2 separate regions of the Homo sapiens genome follow, and region 2 is linked to region 1. Evidence: chromatin loops called from intact Hi-C (ENCODE). Cell type or tissue: PC-3. All regions are shown on one strand. Links, peaks and the distances in the headings refer to the core of each region. The heading gives the core; the rest is flanking DNA. Region 1 holds the start of SPESP1-NOX5 (SPESP1-NOX5 readthrough). Region 2 overlaps SPESP1-NOX5 (SPESP1-NOX5 readthrough).

The links. A loop is a pair of places that touch in the nucleus more often than their neighbours do. Peaks named below come from ENCODE experiments on the same cell type or tissue, not always from the same donor. Only the 100,000 strongest peaks of a DNase experiment are listed, where the experiment ranks them.
Region 2: a loop joins it to region 1, with 2.4 times the contacts of the local background. A loop is called at or near these places in 3 of 110 quality-filtered maps.

The regions. Positions count from the first base shown.
Region 1 is chr15:68,929,176-68,939,488 of GRCh38, forward strand. It overlaps SPESP1-NOX5 (SPESP1-NOX5 readthrough), which reads left to right and starts at 1,350. Exons shown (of 17, transcript NR_033672.2): 1 at 1,350-1,542. SPESP1 (sperm equatorial segment protein 1) reads left to right here and starts at 1,350. Exons shown (of 2, transcript NM_145658.4): 1 at 1,350-1,542. The coding sequence starts at 1,479. In PC-3, for the core only: no CTCF peak of the experiment used is centred there; no DNase peak of the experiment used is centred there.
Region 2 is chr15:69,026,248-69,036,560 of GRCh38, forward strand. SPESP1-NOX5 (SPESP1-NOX5 readthrough) reads left to right here. Exons shown (of 17, transcript NR_033672.2): 3 at 281-404; 4 at 1,968-2,118; 5 at 5,355-5,565; 6 at 6,796-7,030; 7 at 9,107-9,260; 8 at 9,511-9,689. It overlaps NOX5 (NADPH oxidase 5), which reads left to right. Exons shown (of 16, transcript NM_024505.4): 2 at 281-404; 3 at 1,968-2,118; 4 at 5,271-5,565; 5 at 6,796-7,030; 6 at 9,107-9,260; 7 at 9,511-9,689. Among named protein-coding and RNA genes, the nearest start is that of NOX5, 17 kb to the left of the region's middle. RefSeq lists enhancers at 1-309, 9,834-10,313. In PC-3, for the core only: CTCF peaks have their summits at 5,387 and 5,586; a DNase peak (open chromatin) is centred at 8,304; H3K4me3 peaks cover 866 bases; H3K27ac peaks cover 3,931 bases.

The DNA.
Region 1 (10,313 bases), core at 1,227-9,226:
CGGGCCCACCGAGCCCGCCGAGCCCACGCCCACCCGGAACTCGGGCTGGCCCGCAAGCGCCGTGCGCAGTCTCAGTTTCCGCCGGCGCCTCTAGTCTTGCTTCCCTCCAGTCCATTCTTCATGCTACAGGAAGAGTGAGTTTTCTGGAATACAAATCTAATCACAACCGTTCCCAGCTCAAAACCTAGCAGTACTCTAGTACTGGTGCCTCAGACTAAAATCCAAGCCCCTTGCTTCCTGAGGCAGAGATGAGTGTACGTGAATTTTTAAAAATAACCATACAGAAAAACAGATTCTTTGGGATGTGCAGTTCTGCGAATTTTTATTTTTATTTATTTTTTTGAGGTGGAGTCTTGCTCTGTCGCCCAGGCTGGAGTGCAGTGGCACGATCTCGGCTCACTGCAACCTCTGCTTCCCGGGTTCAAGTGATTCTCCTGCCTCAGTCTCCCAAGTAGCTGGGACTACAGGCGTGTGCCACCACCCACGCCTGGCTAATTTTGTATTTTTAGTAGCCACGAAGTTTCACTATGTTGGTCAGGCTGGTCTCGAACTCCTGACCTCAGGTGGTCCGCCCACCTCGGCCTCCCAAAGTGCTGGGATTACAGGAGTGAGCCACCGTGCCCGGCCTTCTGTGAATTTTAACACATGTATAGATTCTTGTGGCCACTGCCATCTATTAGTCCCCAAAACAACCTCATGCTATCCTTTCATAGTCGTACTCTCCCTCATCCCTACCCCTATCTTTTTAAGAAGGTCAAAGAAATGGAATGTGATCTTTTGAAAAACAAAAACACCCAAGCCCCTTAGGGCGTTTTTAATGCCCTTGCCTACCTCTCCTCCCTGTCCTCCAACAACTGCCCTCCCAAGCCCCACAATGCAACTCGCCGGAACTATGCTCAGTTCTTGGGGTGCTCCAAGCTGTCCTCCACTTAGCCAAGCTCCCCACCCGCTTCCGGGGGTGGGTTTCCACTGTGCACAACAGTACCTAGCGCTTCCCCCACTACAGCCCCCTTTCACGCTGTGGTAATTGCCAGGTTATCTGCCTCTCCCATTACAGTTCCTTCCTCACAGGGACCGCGTTTAAACCACGGCGGTATCCCTACCGCGCAGGATGGGCCGAGCCCCGCACGCCCCGAGGCAGCACCCCGCACGCAGTAGCCGGGCGTCGAGGCGTTCCCAGCCCACACCAGGCGCGGACCTACGAAGGCGGAGCGAGCATGCGCACTAGGAAGGGGCGGGGCGGGGCGCGCGCGATCCCCCGCCCCCTGCACGCGGTCCCAGGAGGGGCGGGCCTTGGCCGCTCGCTCTCCCCTCCCCCATGCCGCTGCGCTTGCGCGCTGGGGACAACCGTTGCTGGGTGTCCCAGGGCCTGAGGCAGGACGGTACTCCGCTGACACCTTCCCTTTCGGCCTTGAGGTTCCCAGCCTGGTGGCCCCAGGACGTTCCGGTCGCATGGCAGAGTGCTACGGACGACGCCTATGAAGCCCTTAGTCCTTCTAGTTGCGCTTTTGCTATGGCCTTCGTCTGTGCCGGCTTATCCGAGTGAGTGACGGGCCTGAGGAGGCAGCGGACCGGGGACACCCTGGGGGAACTTCCCGAGCTCCGCGACCTCGAAGCCTGGCCCTTCCTTCTCCCTGGTCCTACATGCCTCCCTCCCCCACTGTCCGGGGTCCTGGCCTCGACGCCGAGGGGTGTCCCTCTCCTCTCCTGGTCAGGGAACGCAGCAACTGAGGCGGCGCGGCCCAGATGAGACGGGAAGCGCCTGCGGGCCGTGGGCGCGGGTGGAACCCCCTCACCTCACCGGAGGCCTTCCTCTGCCCACCCGATCCTTCCCCAGCCATTGGGCGTGTGACCGTGCAGGGGTCGTGTGACAGCTGCTGGCCAGCTAGGAATGATTTTTACATTTTCTTCCTTTTTTTTTAATTATTATACTTTAAGTTCTAGGGTACATGTGCACAGCGTGCAGGTTTGTTACATATGTATCCATGTGCCATATTGGTGTGCTGCACCCATAACTTGTCATTTACATTAGGTATATCTCCTAATGCTATCCCTCCCCCCTCCCCCCACCCCACGGCAGGCCCTGGTGTGTGATGTTCTATTTTTGCATTTTCAAAGTAAATATGAAATGTACTCTTTCATGACTTGTGGAAAAGCATGACGCTCACATTTCATTGTTCGTGAATAAAGTTTTACTGGCACACCACCACGCTCATTCCTTTACGTATTGCCCATGGCTGCTTTCCCACGTTAGAACAACGGGGTTAAGTGGTTGCCACACAGTCTGGTCTGCAAAGACTGAAGTATTTACTCTCTGGCCCTGTACAGAAAAAAAGGTTGACCCGTACGGTAAAATTTGGAGAGCATGTGGATTGTGGGTCGCGGTCTGGGACACTCACCTGAGGATGCGCTCCCAGAGAGCATGCTTGCGCACACGGCATTCAAAGCCTTAGTTAAGCAGGATTATAACTTAAGACCTGCCAAGGAGCAATTTTTGTCCCTCCCCGAAAGCTGAAAACCAATAAGGTCAAATTCAGGGGTGCTAAGACTTTACTATATTAACAATATCATGTGGGCACCTTAAGGCACTTAGTATTTAAGTCAGGTAGGTGAGGCTTCCCCATTTAGTCTAACTGTAGTTCATTGTGGCATTTAGTAATGTTGGAGTTTGGTTTCACTTAAATCAATAAATACAATTTAACAGGTGTAAAAAAAGCGCTATCGTGCATGCTGATTATGCAAATCTATTTTTCAGAATTGCTAAACGATCTTAGTTAAAAATCAAATTTAAAAACTGAAAATACAACACAATCTAAATTATGAATAGTAATGGGAAAAGTTCTAGATGAAGTTCTAGGTAACTAAAGTTAGCTCTTTAAATACTAGCATTTATGATTTGTAGCTGTTTTTAATAAAAAGTTTTGTAAAATTTTTCTTCCTTGACATAGAGGACCAGAACATAATGAAGATGCTACTATCTTTTCTTGATGTCTGATGATCATTATTACTAACACCAGTTATTGCATTTTGGTAGTTGTAGATCAGCAAGTCACAAGTGACTAACATATATGGAGACTTTAACTGAAGTGACTTTAACACTGTCACACAGTACACTCTGGGACTGCTAGGTAGGAGTCCCTGGACACCCACTTAACTCAGTGCAGTCTCTTGCCTAACACCATAATTTTCCCCTCCCCCTCCCCTTCCCTTTTCCCCCCCTTTTTTTTTTGCCTGAGACAGGGTCTCACTCTCTAGCTCAGACTAGAGTGCAGTGGCCCGATCTCGGCTCACCGCAACCTCTGCCTCCCAGGCTCGAGGGATTCTCCCACCTCAGCCTCCTGAGTAGCTGGGATTATAGGCGCACGCCACTACCGCCTGGCTAATTTTTGTATTTCTAGTAGAGACGGGGTTTCACCATGTTGGCCAGGCTGGTCTCGAGCTCCTGACCTCAAATGATCCATCCGCCTCGGCCTTGCAAAGTGCTGGGATTACAGGCTTGAGCCACTGTGCCCAGCCAGCCTGTTGTCTTTCTTAGCACCCTATTCCCTAATCTTTCTTGGGAAGAAAGAAAAGGGTTGTAGGAAATGAAAAGACGCTTCCCAGAAAAAAGGAGTGATTTTGTGTTGAATATATAGATGTTATAAGACATAAGGAAACTATATACAGGTTGTAATCATAGAAGATGTCTTGGAATATGTAATTACCTTTCTTCTACAGAAGTGGATTAAGGAATATATAGAGCAGGCAGTGGTACATGGCTGCTTTCTCTGTATCTGTCTCTCTACTTTTTCTCTAATTTTAATTTTGTTTTTAAAATAAGTATACCAAAATGCGTATATCATTGAGCTTGATGTAAATCAGCTATGCATTCTTTTATATGGCCACTATTCAAACAATTGTTGGCGAGATGCAAAAGATAAGGTACATAGGTTTTTATAATGAAAAGTGCAGCTTTGACACATTTTTTCTAGACTACTAGACAGTTTTGAGGTTATTACGCAAACATCACGGGTGTATTAAGTAATTGCATTTATTGAAAACCTCAGTACTTCTTGTATCTGCCTATACCTTTCTAACAGGCCCAATCCAAGCTTAGCTAGTATTTGTTTAATCTAAATTCAGTTAGACATAAATGCAGCTTGGGTATACAGAAGTCGGCACTCCTTTACATACACACACACACATCCTGATGGTGCTGGAGAAACAACGTTTTACTATATAAAATTTTTATACATTCAGTTTCCTCTACCTGATTTTTCCATAGTTTTAAATACTTTGCCATTTTTAAATTTTTGAATGGGAAAGTATTTAATGTATTCCCTCTTTAATGTATTTGCACTGTGCAACTTACTTTACTTTTTAATGAGAATTCTTTTTGCTTTAAAAAAAAAAAAATGCACAGGCCGGGCACGGTGTCTTACACCTGTAATCCCAGCACTTTGGGAGGCTGAGGCGGGCAGATCACCTGAGCCCAGAAATTCAAGACCAGGCTGGGCAACATGGCGAAACCCCGTCTTTACAAAAAATACAAAAATTAGCCAGATGTGGTGGGGCAGGCCTGTAGTCCCAGCTATTCGGGAGGCTGAGGTGGGAGGATCACCTGAGCCCAGGAGGTAGAGGTTGCAGTGAGCTGAGATGGCGCCACTGCATTCCAGCCTGGCTGACAGAGTGAGACCTTGTCTCAAAAAAAAAAAAAAGCACAGTAACTTCTAAAGTAATATTAACATAATAGTTACATATTTAAATAATATCAACTACTATTAAAATTATATAATTGGCCTTTTTAAATTTTAAGTCATCAAATATTCATGGGCTGGCAGTGCAAACTAATTAAAATTAAAGTGTGTTAATATTAATTTAATATTAATATATGTTAATTTTTAAATGATTCAAACTTTGCATAATAAGTATAAATAAAATTAAAATATTAATTTTGGGGTATCTCCCAAATAAATTATTTCCTCTAGATCATCTCTTGGTATAGACTAGGAAAAATAGGGTTAGTCTAGGATTACAAAAGCTCTTATTTCTAGATTGGTATTATAAGAAGGCTCAATGTATCAGTCTTTGGCTTCTGTCATTGTGTTTAGGAAGGATTTTGTCCTAATGAACCACAGAAGGTAAGGGAAACAATAAGGCAGCAACCAGCAACAATTGTTTGAATCTATCACCAAATAAATTAAGAGGAAAAGAATATTCTTTTATTTCAAATACATTCTAAAGGTAAAGTTCACTGAGTTCTGGTGCTGCAAGTTCACTTAGCTAGTGCCCAAGGCTACAGCATTTAAAAGGTCTCTCAAACCTGTGAATAAACTGTCATGACACACTTTGTTAATGTTTGAGATAATGAGGAGCATGTCATCCAATAGGCAAGTGTCAAGAGAGTATTCTGTGGGGGAGTAGCAGGAAGTTTCATTAGCCTGTCCATTGATGTTTTATGGGGGAAAAAAGTCCTGTCTTTCTGTTCTGTTGATCATATTATCCCTTAAATGGATATACTTTAATCTCTTGATAATATATGTGAAATTAAACTTAAGCAACATTTTTTATCTCCAAATAAAATACTAGTTATTTGAAAAGAAAATATTTTCTTTTTTTTTTAGTATCACTATATATTTGAAGCATTTTAAAAACACACAATTTATTTAACCTAAGTATAGTTTTTTCCGAGCCTCAAATATTCATACCTTGACCATTTGGAGCCATTGTAAGCTGTCTTCTCTTGTTCTTTTGATAGGATCCCATATATTTTTAAAGACTTCTTGTTTTCTGATGTTAACTGATTGTTCCAAGCCCACTTTGTGTCTTTCCCACTCTATCTTTCTCACTCTGAATGGAATTAACTGTCTTTCCAAGGGGATGGAGAACATGGTATGAGAGACCAAAGTGCCTGCGATACATACTAGACTACTGCAGTGGGGAAATATTGTTATTTTTGTCATTTTAGTGAACAGAACTAGAAGAGAAAGATTTAAAATAATGAGTTTATTTTGGTTTCAATTATAACATTACTCATAGGATGCATCTTGATTTTTAACTCTTTATCCGCACTAGAATTGTAACATAATTTAATAAGGCTATTTTGGTTGTGTATTGTGGCAAAAATGACTGCTCCCCAAATTTATCATTTTTCATGATTCTATGGGTTCACTAGACTCAGCTGGGCAGCTCTGCTTCATATGGTATAGCTGAGGTCACTCATGCAGCTGCATTCAGCTGGAAGTTCAAATGGATAGGAACATCCCAGATGGCCTCTCATCCTCCAGGGTCTTTACATGACTTCTCATCTTTCAGTACTCTAGCCCAAGTTTCTTTACACCATGGCAGCTTGCTTCCAAGAAGGAGATTTATAAGCCCCAACATGGATGCTCTTACGAAGCCTACACTGTATCAGACTTGCTAATGTCCTATAGGCCAAGACAAGTCACATGGGGCAAGCCCATATCCAATGTCAGAAGACACTACCCAAGAACATGAATAGCAGGAAGTGTAAAGCCATAAAGTTACATTTCTTTAACTGGAACACTTGATTAATATGAACATAATTACTTGTTTATTTACCTGTCAGCAAAAATTAAGATTTGTGTAATAATAAATTATAAGAAAATTGCTGGATGAATAAGAAGATTTAATATTTCCTTTTATGACCATTCCTTGAGTACACCTCAGTAATTAAGCACAATTATTACTACTTTGAGTTGGAAATACAGTACTCCAGCTCAGTTCGTTTTAAAATTTTAACCTTCATAAAAGTTCATTTTAATTTGAAGGTGTTGGATATTTTAACTGGTAGTTCTTGCATTATTACAGCTTTCAGTTATTAATTCTTACTTTAGTACTTAACTGCTGTAGAATAAGGGAAGTTTATTCTTTATGAGTCCACTTCATGGTATGTATAGAAAATACAAGCAATTTGTTCTCCAAAGTTATGGACATTCAGCCAGAGTGTGTGGACCATCTATAAGTGATGGATGCTTGGGTATATGTTTAAGTTTTATATACATGAGTTCTTTATGGATAAAGCCATTTTGTTTTCACTATCATTGTAATAAAAATCCTAGTTATATTCAAATCTTTAACAAAATGAGCATCCATAATTGGTGATTAAATTTTGGGTGCAATCAGCAGTTGCCATATCAAGGCTACTGGCCAAGGGCAAAGTAGAAATGTATGTGTATCTACACAATGAAATATTATTTGGCCATAAAAATCAATGAAGTACCGATACATGCTACAACATAGATGATCTTGAAGACATTACGCTAAGTATAAGAAGCCACTCACAAAAGGACACATATCGTATGAGTCCATTTATATGAAATGTCTAGCATAGGCAAATGCGTAGCTACAGAAAGTAGATTAGTGGTTGTCCAGGGTCTGGGGGATAAGGGATATGGGAAATGGATTTTACTGTGGGATGACAAAACTGTTTTAAACTTAGATTGTGGTGGTGATTGCACCACTCTGGACATACTGAAAACCATTGAATTTCATACTTTAAGATAAATAAAAGGTAAATTATGGAGGTATTTTAATATTAAGATTGTGATTTACTTACATTAAAATTATGTCAATGCAGTATTACTTTAGAGATTGATAAAATTCAATGAAAGGTAATTAGTAGAACATAAGTTTATGTGATCTAAACTTACATTAGGCTATTTAGTAAGGGGCAGTTACAAGAAGTATGGGGGCTCTCTGAGAAATGGAGCTATTTCACCATGATGTTTATGATGTTATTTTATATAAACTTCACACTTAGAAATTTAGAAAGACGTAGTAAGCTGTGTCTTTTATTATAAAAAACTGCTTACTTTGCCTAAAATAAAAGAACATTCTTATTACTCATTTAAAATTTTCTCTGTAATAATTATTGGACAATTAGCCAGAAACTGCTCCCCACACAATAGTTTTTAGACTAACAGATTTATTTTTAAACATAACATGAAGTCTAGTTTTCTTCCTCTGTATTCTTCTGTAGAAATGTTTTACCTGTGATTATCTTAGTAAGATAAATTACTAGAAGTGCAATTAATTTACATACCTTCCAGCATTCTGTTCATTCATTCAGTTATTCATACTTTTTGACTGTCTAGTATGGTTCTAGGCACTGGGTAAAACAGAGTATATAATGAACAAATTAGATGTGTCACAGCTCTCAAAGAGCTTACTAAGTGTAACAGTTAACAAATATTAAACTAACAAATACAGTTAGAACTGTCTAAATTCTATAAAGAAAAGATCAGTATGCTAGAGAGAGACTAAAGAAGGATCTAGGGATCAAAAGGGGAGTAAGGATGGAACTTATTATTTTTTTTCTTTATTTCTTCTAAAAAAAAAACAGGATCCATGTGTAGAACGTGCAGTTTCTTACATAGGCATACGTGTGCCATGGTGGTTTGCTGCATCTATTGGCCCATCCTTTAAGTTCCCTCCCCTCACCCCCCACCCACCAACAGGCGGTGGTGTGTGTTCTCCAGGGGCTGGGGTATAGGGGATATGGGAAATGGGTTTTATTGTTCTCCTCTCTGGGTAGGAGGGAACTTATTTTACTAAGGAAGTAACATATACACATGCCAGTCCTAGGTTTTATCATTTAAAAATATTTGCCTACTTGACTGGCAAAACAAAAATTGTTTTTAATTTGCATATCTTTTATGAACAATGAATTTTAGCAAGTTTTCATGCAAATTGGCTTTTATGTTATTCTCTTCCTCCTTTAATTGGTCATTCTATGAAAAGGAAATATATTTCACATGTATTATTTATTGAGTGAAGTTTTAAATTTTATTTATTTATCTATTATTTTATTTTATTTTTTTGAAATGGAGTTTCACTCTTGTCCCCCAGGCTGGAGTGCAATGGCACAACCTTGGCTTACTGCAACCTCTGCCTCCTGGGTTCAAGCGATTCTCCTGCCTCAGCCTCGAGAGTAGCTGGGACTACAGGTGCATGTCACCATGCCCAGTTAATTTTTGTATTTTTAGTAGAGATGAGATTTCACCATGTTGGCCAGGCTGGTCTCGAACTCCTGACCTTAGTTGACCCACCCAAAGTGCTGAGATTACAGGCGTGGGCCACCAAGCGCAGCCTGAAATTTTATATTTCATTGCTCATTTTAAATCATGATTTTATTATTTTCCTCATAATAAACTCAAAAGTAATTAACTTGCCTTTTATTTCTGTGTGAACGGGATGTATTTTTTTGTAAGTCATTGATTGTCAGTTACTTGTACTTTGTAGTAAGAAAATACTGTATTTGGATTATTTTCAATATTACTAGATACATCTTAATATGCGAAAGGGATGCATTTTGGTCCATTTGATGATAGAACAAAATTTGGTCATATTTAATTTAATTTAATTTTAATATTTACATGTAGTTTAAAATATTTTGGTCCAGTTGACAGCACAATTTCGGATACTATATTTATTTATTTGATTTTATTTAATGTTCACATGTATTTTAAAACAGAGTAGTATCCCTGCAGAATAATTTTATCACAACACTAATACAGCTTTGCCAGCATCCTTGTGTCATTTCTTTATGACAACATTGTGTGGTTGTTACAAGCACCTGCTTTGAAGTAAGGCAGCCTGTGTTCAAATCTCATCCTTACTTATAAGTTGAATATAATCTTAAGCAAATTGCTTATCCTTTCTAAGTCTCTTCCTTTTCTTCTTTGACAAAGTACTTCTCACAGTCAAAGCTCTGGGTATAGTGCCTGGCACATAGTGATCATTCAATCAGTGGAAGCTATTAGGATCTTTTAAATCATTATCTTCCATTTCCCCTTTGGATTTCCTACCACTTTTGTTCCTACAGTTATTTAGTACCATTTTGTTTACTTTCTTACCATTTCTGTTGTGTGACAGTTCTTCCTGTACTATTTCAAGAAGAGAAGTGCAGGCAACCTCAGGCTCACCTTCAGGCCCCATATCTGAGATTCCAGCAAAATCTCAAGCCTGCTTAGCAGTTAGCCATCCTGCTTATAAGAGGAACTGGAGAGCAGCATCATGGTTTCCCAAGCTGAAGATTCTTACCTGGGCCAGAGCCATGTTCTAGGACATTGCCATGTTTGCTTTAATCACTTACTGGTAAAAATAGATGGGATATTATAAAGTATACCAGTGTAGACTATGAATATCCAAGTATAATAACACAACTTCTAGCAAGATTGTCTGTTCCTTGTAAGAATTTGAATTTTGTTCAGCTTTCTAGCACCTCCTGAAGAATGGAGAAAAACAGGTTTTCACAGTGGCCACAGCCATCTGTAGGGACAGTTGAGGCTCCACTATCTTTTACTACCTTG
Region 2 (10,313 bases), core at 868-8,867, 97 kb after region 1:
CACAGTGTGGGTCCACCTCACTCGGGCCCTGTCATTTCAGAACCTAAAGAGAAGCAAGCCTGGGCCAGCCAACTCAGGATAAGAGGAAGAGACTGAGGCATAGGGAGGAGGAGAAACGGCTGTGGGAAGCTCCAATCCACAGCCAGAACTGATTGACCCGATTCAACTCAGGGAGGCTCAGGGCCCTAGTTAGAGCAAGGCAGAGGCCCTGGGACCACCATGAGACCTCATAAGGCTTTGGCCACCCCAAGCCCATAAACCTGTTTCCTTTGCCTCCCAGCACCATGAGTGCCGAGGAGGATGCCAGGTGGCTCCGGTGGGTGACTCAGCAGTTTAAGACCATTGCAGGAGAAGATGGGGAGATCAGCCTGCAAGAATTCAAAGCAGCTCTGCATGTGAAAGAGGCAAGTGTTGGGCCAAGGTGGAAGCCCTGCATTTATCGTTATGTGGCCTGGTTCTCAGGGCATAGCCCTTACAGGGAGGGAAAGGGAACTCCCTGGGGTTCCTGAGGTCTCCACCTTGTAGCGGGCTGGCGGGATGTTTATGGCACCCTCCCATTCCTCTTAATAGTCATGGCCTCCTGGGTCTTCAACACATGAAGTTGGAAGTCAGTAGCTTGTCAAATCTTAAGCAATATGATTAACCTCACAATTTCCACTAGGCTCATGGGCAGAGCTGATGCTCTGACTTAAGCTTCCTCTCAAGATAAGCTTGTCAATGGTCTATACCTATTAAAGTCCTGTCTGCTGTGGCACACTGTTCCCAGTCCTCCAGACTCCATAGCTACCCTGCCCACCCCACACAGCCTGCATGCCCTGACACACAGAGGAGACATCAGCACGGAAGGGAGGACTGAGTCTGAAATGCCAGCCTCTCCTAGCTGTCCTTGGGACTGGCATTGAATAGTGGCCTGGTCCTTGACAGGGACTAGCCGATGAGCATCTGAATGCCCTGCTTGAATCAGAAGGACCCTCCCCTGCTGGTCCTGGGGATACTACTAAGAACTCTAACGCCACGCCTCCTTTCACAGCAAATATGGGGAAGGAAAAAATCCCATTCTCCCTAATGATACAATCCCATCCAAATGGGAGGGTGTAAAACATCTTAAGACAAAGAGCATTCGGGATGGTAGAGAGTGATAAAGGTACTACCCAGGGATCCTGGGGATGAAGAAGAAAGCCAAGGCAAGGTGGCAGTTTTGTCAGTCCACAGCGGACTTCGGCCTATACCTCATACTTGTGAACCCCTCATAGTTTTATTAAGTCAGACACTAGAGCTCCACAGGGTCCTCCCCCTGCCTTGAGGGGAGCATCCCAGGACACAGCATCTTTGGGACACCCATCATCCAAGCCTGTCTTCTTAATTTCTGTGCTCCCAGGGTCTAACACCAGGCCTGGCAGGCAGAGGCTACACAGTACAAGACTGCTCAGTGAATGAATGAGTGAACTGGTGATTAAGAACAAGCCTTAAGTATAAAATGTAGGCAGCCTTAAGAACAAGCAAAAGAAAGGACTCAGATCTTCCAGTGGAATCTATAAGTCCTTCCCAGATTCACTCATCCCTTGCGCTCACCCCAAGTGGGGTGAGACAGGGCTGGAAGGAGCCTGCAGGAGGACCCTCTGTCTGACCCTTTCCCATGTTGGTTAAGGGGCCACCCAGAGGCTGGGATTTAAAGGCTGATGGGGGTGATTGTATGTAGGGGACAGAGAGCCCATGCAAATTACAAAGTCCAGTGCCTGAAGGGGGCCTGAAGTCCAAACCAAGCCCATCCTTACTGCAGGGATCGGAACAGGTCTTCCATTAGAGCAGATCACGATGGGTGTTCAGGCACCTGAGTTCTGCCTGAATACCGCCACTCTGTGGTGCACCCCCCCACCACCACCCCAGACACAGGGAGACAGTGAACAAATTCAAAGCCCAGGCCCTGCGGCCACAGTTGTGCTGTCTTCCACCCTTCTCGCCCACAGTCCTTCTTTGCAGAGCGATTCTTTGCCCTATTTGACTCCGATAGAAGTGGCACCATCACCCTCCAGGAGCTGCAGGAGGCACTGACCCTGCTCATCCATGGCAGCCCCATGGACAAACTCAAATTCCTCTTCCAGGTGTATGACATCGATGGTAAGGGCTCTTCCTGGGTGTGGGCTGGGGTGGGGAGATCAGTGGGCCTCAGTGAGAACTGGCCATTTCACCTTGGCAGGCCTGGAGGTGCCATCCCGGCCTCCTGAGCCCAGCCTGGGACTGGTTTCTCCAGGTGAGGCTGACACTTCCTTTCCTCACATCTCTCTCCCAGTCCCCAGTCTCTCTGTCTAATCCCTGCCCCCCTTTCTGGGGCAGCAGGGAGAAAAGGAGGGACTCTGGCACAGGAGACAAATGCCTTCTATTCAACTTACCAGAGGCCAGAACCTTTTTCTGATCTTTTCTATGTCTGAAAAAGAAAATCTCTGTTGTTTTTTCCTTTTCCTCATAGTATAAGCTCACTATGAACATTTTAGACAATACAGAGTGGTATAAAAAAGAATACAAAAATCACCCGTAACATTTTGCTATATTGCCTTCTAACTGGTTGCACATACACACGCCACACACCTTTTTTTTTTTAACAAAATGGGATTAAAAAATGAATCCCATTTTTTAATGGGATTTTTCACTTACAAAAATGAACTTTTTCACTTACAAAAATGAACATTTTGAAATGTAAAAATATATTGCTTTACAGTGTCATTTTTATTGTGGTAAAATATACATAATGTAAAATTTGCCATCTTAACCATTTTTAAGTGTACAGGTCAGTGGCATTAATTAAGTACATTCACATTGCTGTGCCACCATCACCACCCTCCATCTCCAGAACCTTTTCATCCTTCCATTGAAACTCCTTGCCCACTGAACACTGAATCCCCATGCCTCCTCCCCTAGTCCCTGGCAACCACCATTCTATTCATACATTCTGTCTCTAAGAATCTGACTTCTCTAGGCACCTCATCTAAGTGGGATTATACAATATTTGTCATTTTGTATCTGGCTTATGTCACTTAGTATAGTATCCTCAAGCTTCATCTGTGTCATAGCATGTGACAGAATTTTATTCCTTTTAAGGCTGAATAATATTCCATTGTAGGTATATGCCATATTTTGTTTATCCATTCACCAATTAGTGGACATTTGGGCTGTTTCTACGTTTTAACTATCGTGATTAATGCTGCTATGAACATTGGTGCACAGATATCTGTTTGAGTTCCTGCTTTCAATTCTTCCGGGTATATATCCAGAAGGGGAATTGCTGGATGACATGGTAATTCTGGTAATTCTATTTTTAATTTTTTGAGGAACTGCCATACTGTTTTCCACAGTGGCTGCATTATTTTACATTCCTACCAGTAATGTACAGGTGGTCCAAGTTCTCCACATTCTTGCTAACACTTGTAATTTTCTGCTTTTTTTTTTTTTTCTGAGATGGAGTCTCACTCTGTTGCCCAGACTGGAGAGCAGTGGCATGATCTCAGCTCATTGCAGCCTCCACCTCCCAGGTTCAAGTGATTCTCCAGCCTCAGTCTCCCGAGTAGCTGGGACTACAGGCACCTACCACCATGCCCACTAATTTTTGTATTTTTCATAGAGATAGGGTTTCACCATGTTGGCCAGGCTCGTCTCGAACTCCTGGCCTCAAGTGATCCACCCGCCTTGGCCTCCCAAAGTGCTGGGATTACAGGCGTGAGCCACTGTGCTCAGCCTTATATTCTGCTTTTTGATAATAGCCATCCTAATGGGTGTGAAGTGGTAACTCACTGTACTTATAGTGTCATTTTTAGTGGCTGCATTATACTCCACTGTATGTATCATGCAGCATCGTGTAGTATTTAAGACTCTAAGCACAAGCTACCTAAGTTCAAATCTCAGTTCCATCACTTATTATATGATCTTAGACTAGTTACTTAACTTCTCTGTACCTCAATTTATTTATCAAATAGGAATTATGATAATAATATTTCATACTCATGGGGTTGAGATGAAGGTTAAATTAGTTAACTTACGCGCGACGGGGAGCCATCAAAGTGTGTTGAGCAAGGGATTCGCAGGGATGGACCTGCATTCTGAAAAGCTTTTCTTCAGCAATGTTCATTTTGCTGCCCTGGTGCCAGAGGGCGGAAAACAGGTAGCTGGCTTCACCCAGGGATGGGATATTCTTAGAGTCAGTAGAATGGAAGGTTAGAGGGAGAAGGAAGGAGAATGTGCACATGAGAATTATTGTGAGGGAGGACCCTGGATTTGAAATTGGCCAACAGAGAGATTAAAGCAGATAGAAGAGGCCATGAAGGGGCCAGGGGGAGACTGGTCCTCTGGATGAGTCCAGAAACCTGCTGTCATCTTGGCTGTTGACTAGGAAAGCAGAACAGGCGGTGTGACTGGAGAGTGGTATAATATACTCTAATTGATTCTGCATCGTAATGTGATTTGGGCCGGAATGATGATCACAACACCAATGAGAATTTCCATGTATATGCAATTTCCTTCTCCCAGATACTGCGTTAGGTGTTTTACCATTATCGAGTTTCCTTGAGCTAGTTCTGAGAGGGAGAAATGATTACTCTCATTTTAGAGATGAGCAAAGTGAGGTCCACTACCCCAGAGGACTTAGAGCCCACTATTGCACAGTTAAGGAGGGGCAGGAGCAGGATGCCACACTGGGTGTGTCCATATCCAAAGCAGGCCAAGAAATCATTAATCACGGGCTCTGCTGCTCAGGAAGAATAAAATACAGAAAAATCTCATCTCTGTTGGTAGTTTTGGCTTCCTTATCCCATCACTTTCAACCACCCATGTTTACATAAGGCCACACTGCTGGGCTGGAATGCCTAGCTGTGGCCCCTCTCAAGACAACATGATAAACAGAGCATTTGCTCCAAGTTGAACAACAAGGCACACTCCCTCAGCGCTAACCCACATACAGTGTGCCTTTGGATAACTGAGGCTGTGGGCACACCGCCCCTTATAGATTAAGTAAGCAGGTGTATTTTCTGGGCAGATAGTCTTGGAAGTTGAGTAGTACTTAGGGAGTTACCGATTCTGGAGACAGGCAACCACTGAAGCCAAAGATTCTCCACCCGTGGGGAGGTGTCCATTGCTGTTGAGCTAGGCAGTCGGGAACATGGAAGGTTTCTGAGCTGAGGGTGACATTTGGTCCTTCAGTTGCATGGTCTATACCCCCAAGGAAAGCTGACTGGCAGAAAGCTGGAGGTGGGTAAACAGAAGAGGCCCACCACTTCTTGCAGTGTGTGCACGGCAGGGGGCGTCTGCAGGTACAGAGTGGGGTGCTGGGGCAGGCCCGCACTGGGCTTCATCCCCACTCGGGACAGGCAGTGGCTCCATTGACCCGGATGAGCTGCGCACTGTGCTGCAGTCGTGTCTGCGCGAGAGCGCCATCTCGCTGCCTGACGAGAAGCTGGACCAGCTGACGCTGGCGCTCTTCGAATCGGCCGACGCGGACGGCAACGGGGCCATCACCTTCGAGGAGCTCCGGGACGAGCTGCAGCGCTTCCCCGGAGTCATGGAGAACCTGACCATCAGGTACGGCCGGGTCTCGGGCATTGGCACTGTCCACGGCGGCGTTAGACTCCTGGTCGGAAGTGTGGCAGGAACTCACCGCGGATCCACTCTGCCCTACCCCGCCCTGCCCCGCCCCTCCCCAGTTTAGCCCACTCTTGAGTGTACTGCAGGGCAGCTGTCTTCATTGCCTCCACTTCCTGCAGTGTCTCTGCAGAATCAACTCAAGGTCTGAGGCACCTACTGTGTGCTGAGCACTTTTGCATATACCAGTGCATTTTATAGCAATACTCGTTTTACAAAAGGAAATTACTTCGCCTGAAGTAAGTTGCCTAGGATCACACAAATAATTAACAAAGGTATTTATGCAATAAATGTTTGAGCAGCTTCTATGCAGCAGGCACTGTTCTGATTAATGCAGTGAATGAGGTCTCCACCCTGCTGGGGCTCCATTCCAGACGAAGAGACATGTCATTTACACCAATAAACACACAAACTAGAGAAGCACAAAATTAATAAGTGCTGTGGAGAAAATAAGAGTGTAACAGCAAGACCCAAGTCTGTCCGACTCCAGGCTCTGAATAGAGCCGGTTTTGTAGTTCATTCTTCCTGTGTATTAACTTTTTTTTTTTTTTTTTCTGAGACGGAGTCTCACTCTGTCGCCCAGGCTGGGGTGCAGTGGTATGATCTCGGCTCACCGCAACCTCCGCCTCCCGGGTTCAAGCGATTCTCCTGACTCATCCTCCCGAGTAGCTGGTATTATAGGTGCCAGCCACCACGCCCAGCTAGTTTTTGTATTTTTAGTAGAGACGGGGTTTCGCCATCTTGGCCAGGCTGGTCTCGAACTCCTGACCTCAGGTGATCCGCCCGCCTTGGGTTCACAAAGTGTTGGGATTACAGACGTGAGCCACTGCACTGGGCACCTACCTGCCTATTAACTTTCTTGGGGCTTACTTACCAAAACATATTTCAGATTCTTCCATCCTTTTCGACTGCTTCTTTTAAAATTGGAAAGTAAAGAGAAGTAATAAAAATAGCGGTGGTTGTGGCATTAGGCAGACCGGAGTCCCCTTTCAGCTCCGCGGAGCTGTGCGACTGTGACCAAGCCACTTGACCTCTCTGTTTCCTGGTGTGAAGAAAGCCGGCCTGCTTGCCAGACTTGGTCGGCCATAGCTTGAAGGGGGTCTTTAAGTTAAGACACAGGTGGTCCCCGCCCCACCGCTCGCCTCTGAGCGGAACCCGCCTCTCTCGCAGCGCTGCCCACTGGCTGACGGCCCCCGCCCCCCGCCCACGCCCGCGCCGGCCGCGCCAGCTGACCCGCGCCTACTGGCACAACCACCGCAGCCAGCTGTTCTGCCTGGCCACCTATGCAGGCCTCCACGTGCTGCTCTTCGGGCTGGCGGCCAGCGCGCACCGGGACCTCGGCGCCAGCGTCATGGTGGCCAAGGGCTGCGGCCAGTGCCTCAACTTCGACTGCAGCTTCATCGCGGTAGGCTCTGCCAGCACACGGTGCTCTGAAAATGTTAATTAGGAGCCGAGGTGGGCTCCTCCTAGACAGAGCGACCCACAGAGGACACCTGGAATGCCAGGGCAGGGTGGCACCTTAGAAATCAGCTGGGCCAACGCTCAGAGTTGGAGGACGCCGCCCAGAGAGGGACAGTAGCTTGTCCACAGTCACACAGCCAGTAAATAATAACATAACTGGCATTTTTGTGCACTATGCACCAGGCACGGTGCTGAGCACGCTCCATTTGATCTTCACAACTCCCCTATAGTGGACCCCTGTGCAGGAGCACCTTCAAGAGGAAACCCTAGAAGAGGCTTTGAATACCAGACCATGGAGTTGGAATGTGGTTCTCTGGCTCATGGATGAGGCCTCTAAGAGGTGTTTTTTTTTTTCTTTCTTTTTTTTCTTTTTTTTTTTTTTTTGAGACGGAATTTTGCTCTTGTTGCCCAGCTGGAATGGCACGATCTCAGCTCACTGCAACTTTTGCCTCCCGGGTTCAAGCGATCCTCCTGCCTCAGCCTCCCCGTAGCTGGAATTACAGGCAACCGCCACCATGCCCAGCTAATTTTTATATTTTTAGTAGAGATGGGGTTTCACCATTTTGGCCAGGCTGGTCTCGAACTCCTGACCTCAGGTGATCCACCCTCCTCGGCCTCCCAAAGTGCTGGGATTATGGGCATGAGCCACCACGCCTGACCTCTAAGAGTTTTTGATCACACAACTCCTACCATTAAAACAAAAGCCCTCTTATGCTTATATGCATGCTCTATTATCATTAGCTAATAGACTTATGGCACAAAGTAACTACAGGGGAAGATTCATCATTGATGAGCAGGGATGCCCATCTCTAGCTCAGATACGCTTCTGGATATGAGCTTCTCATTAGAGTGGGTTTTATAGGTTTTATTTTAAATTTATTTTTATTATTTTTAATTATTAATCTTAATTTTTGTGGGCACATAGTAGGTGTATATATTTATGGGGTACATGGGATGTTTTGATACATGGGATGTTTCGATACATGCAATGTGTAATAATCACATCTTGCAAAATGGGGTACCCATCCCTAAAGTGGGTTTTGTCTTAATGGCTCAACGAGCTAACAAAGACTTCATTCCAGGAGTGGGAGACGTGTGATTCATTTTCTTGGTCACTTGCTCATGTATTACTAACACAACTGTTAATCTGTGGTTTCTCTGCTGGGAAACTTTTAAAGCTACTTGTCCTTCCTGTGAGGGGTAGTTAGCTTAGTTTTGGTAAAGTCAAATACTGTAACCTACAAGTCCACATCCTTGGCAAACATAAATATACTGAAAGCAAATGAGCAATGAGAGAACCCTGGTTAACCACTCTGGATTTGGCTCCTGCAAGGCACCTCGAGAACTAACACAACACGTGCCCATCTGACATATGGACTAAATGAGGGCACCAAGTCAACAGAGATATTTTATTTATTTATTTATTTATTTGAGACATGGTCTTTGTCACCCAGGCTGGAGTGCAGTGGACTGATCATAGGTTGCTGTAACCTCAAACGCCTGGGCTCAAGCAATCCTGGGCTCAAGCAGTCCTCCTGCCTCAGCCCCCTAAGTAGCTAGGATTACAGGTGTGTGCCACCATGCCCAGCTAATTAAACAATTTTTTTTTTCTATAGAGACAGGGGTCTCGCTGTGTTGCCCAGGCTGGTCTCAAACTCCTAGGCTCCAGTGATCCTACTGTCTCAGCCTTCCAAAGTGCTGAGATTAGTGGAGTGAGCCACTGCGCCTGGCCCATATATTAAATATTAGTAAAAGCATAGATGTTTCTCATGTGTTTAGACAAAAATTAATACAAATAGACATTCTGTAACTTTCTCTTCCCGCCACAATTCTGGAGATCCTCCTCTAGAGACCCCAGGTATGAATCCAGGGAAGCAACAAGGCATGGGGGCAGGGGACTTTGGTGAGTGTCCTGTTCAGAAAGCACAGCTAGCTCAGGAGGATGCAGGGAGGTGGCTGGGAAAAGAGGACAAGGCAGACAGAGAGTGAGGCAGGGCTCTCTCCCACTCTGCCTGGCCAGGTGCTGATGCTCAGACGCTGCCTCACCTGGCTGCGGGCCACGTGGCTGGCTCAAGTCCTACCACTGGACCAGAACATCCAGTTCCACCAGCTTATGGGCTACGTGGTAGTGGGGCTGTCCCTCGTGCACACCGTGGCTCACACTGTGAACTTTGGTGAGTGATCTGGGGCAGGGTTGGGTCGGGGAGAAGCTTGAGCAGCCTCAAGCCCAGAATGCAGGGCCCAGCCCCTGTGTGTACTGCCTGCCCAAAGGGCAGAGAAGGGGTGCCCTGGATAAGCCAACGCTCTGGACAAAAGTTTCTGCCCGTGCTAGTATCTGATGGTGCAGGGTGGGGATCCCAATGGGAAGGTGGAGTGGGAAGAGCTGGTCTTGCAGTCACTCAACCTTTCTGAGCTTGTTTCCAGTACTCCAGGCTCAGGCGGAGGCCAGCCCTTTCCAGTTCTGGGAGCTGCTGCTCACCACGAGGCCTGGCATTGGCTGGGTACACGGTTCGGCCTCCCCGACAGGTGTCGCTCTGCTGCTGCTGCTCCTCCTCATGTTCATCTGCTCCAGTTCCTGCATCCGCAGGAGTGGCCACTTTGAGGTGCCCCAGTTGCTGCCCTTTTGCTTCCCCCAAGGCCAGGGTCCTACTTTCATTTCTTTCTGTGTCCCCTCTGATTTACTCCAGAGCCCAGGAAGGTCCCAAGCTGGTCTGCATATTATTTGCATGTGATTTGGGACCTGCTGCTGTGTTCTGCCACTGGACTGTAGTTTATGTCTGCCAAGTGTAGATGTTTTGCTGCGGAAGAGTCTGCCTTTTTGCTGGCTTATCCCTTTAGCCTATTTGGATTAAGTTGGGCTTAAAACAGTACAGGGAGGGGAAGGAACATAGGCTCAGCAGGTTTTGAATCCCCACTCCACTGCTTACTGGTCGCTCAACCTTTCCAAGCCTCAGTTCTCTCATCTGTAAAATGGAGGTGTAATTCTCTATGTTATTTTAGGAATTATAGGCGATAATACATGTAAAACCACTAACTACATCCTAGCACATAGGTGCTCTGAAAATGTTAGTTCCATCTTTGCTTCTGTCTCTCCAGCCTCCTCAAGATGCAGAAAGTCACAGAGGACTTGGTTTGGAGAGCTTGACTATCTTGTGGCCTGACCACATCAGAAATAGACATATACTGAGCACGTACCTACTCTGGGCCAGCAACAAGCCTTTGAAGTA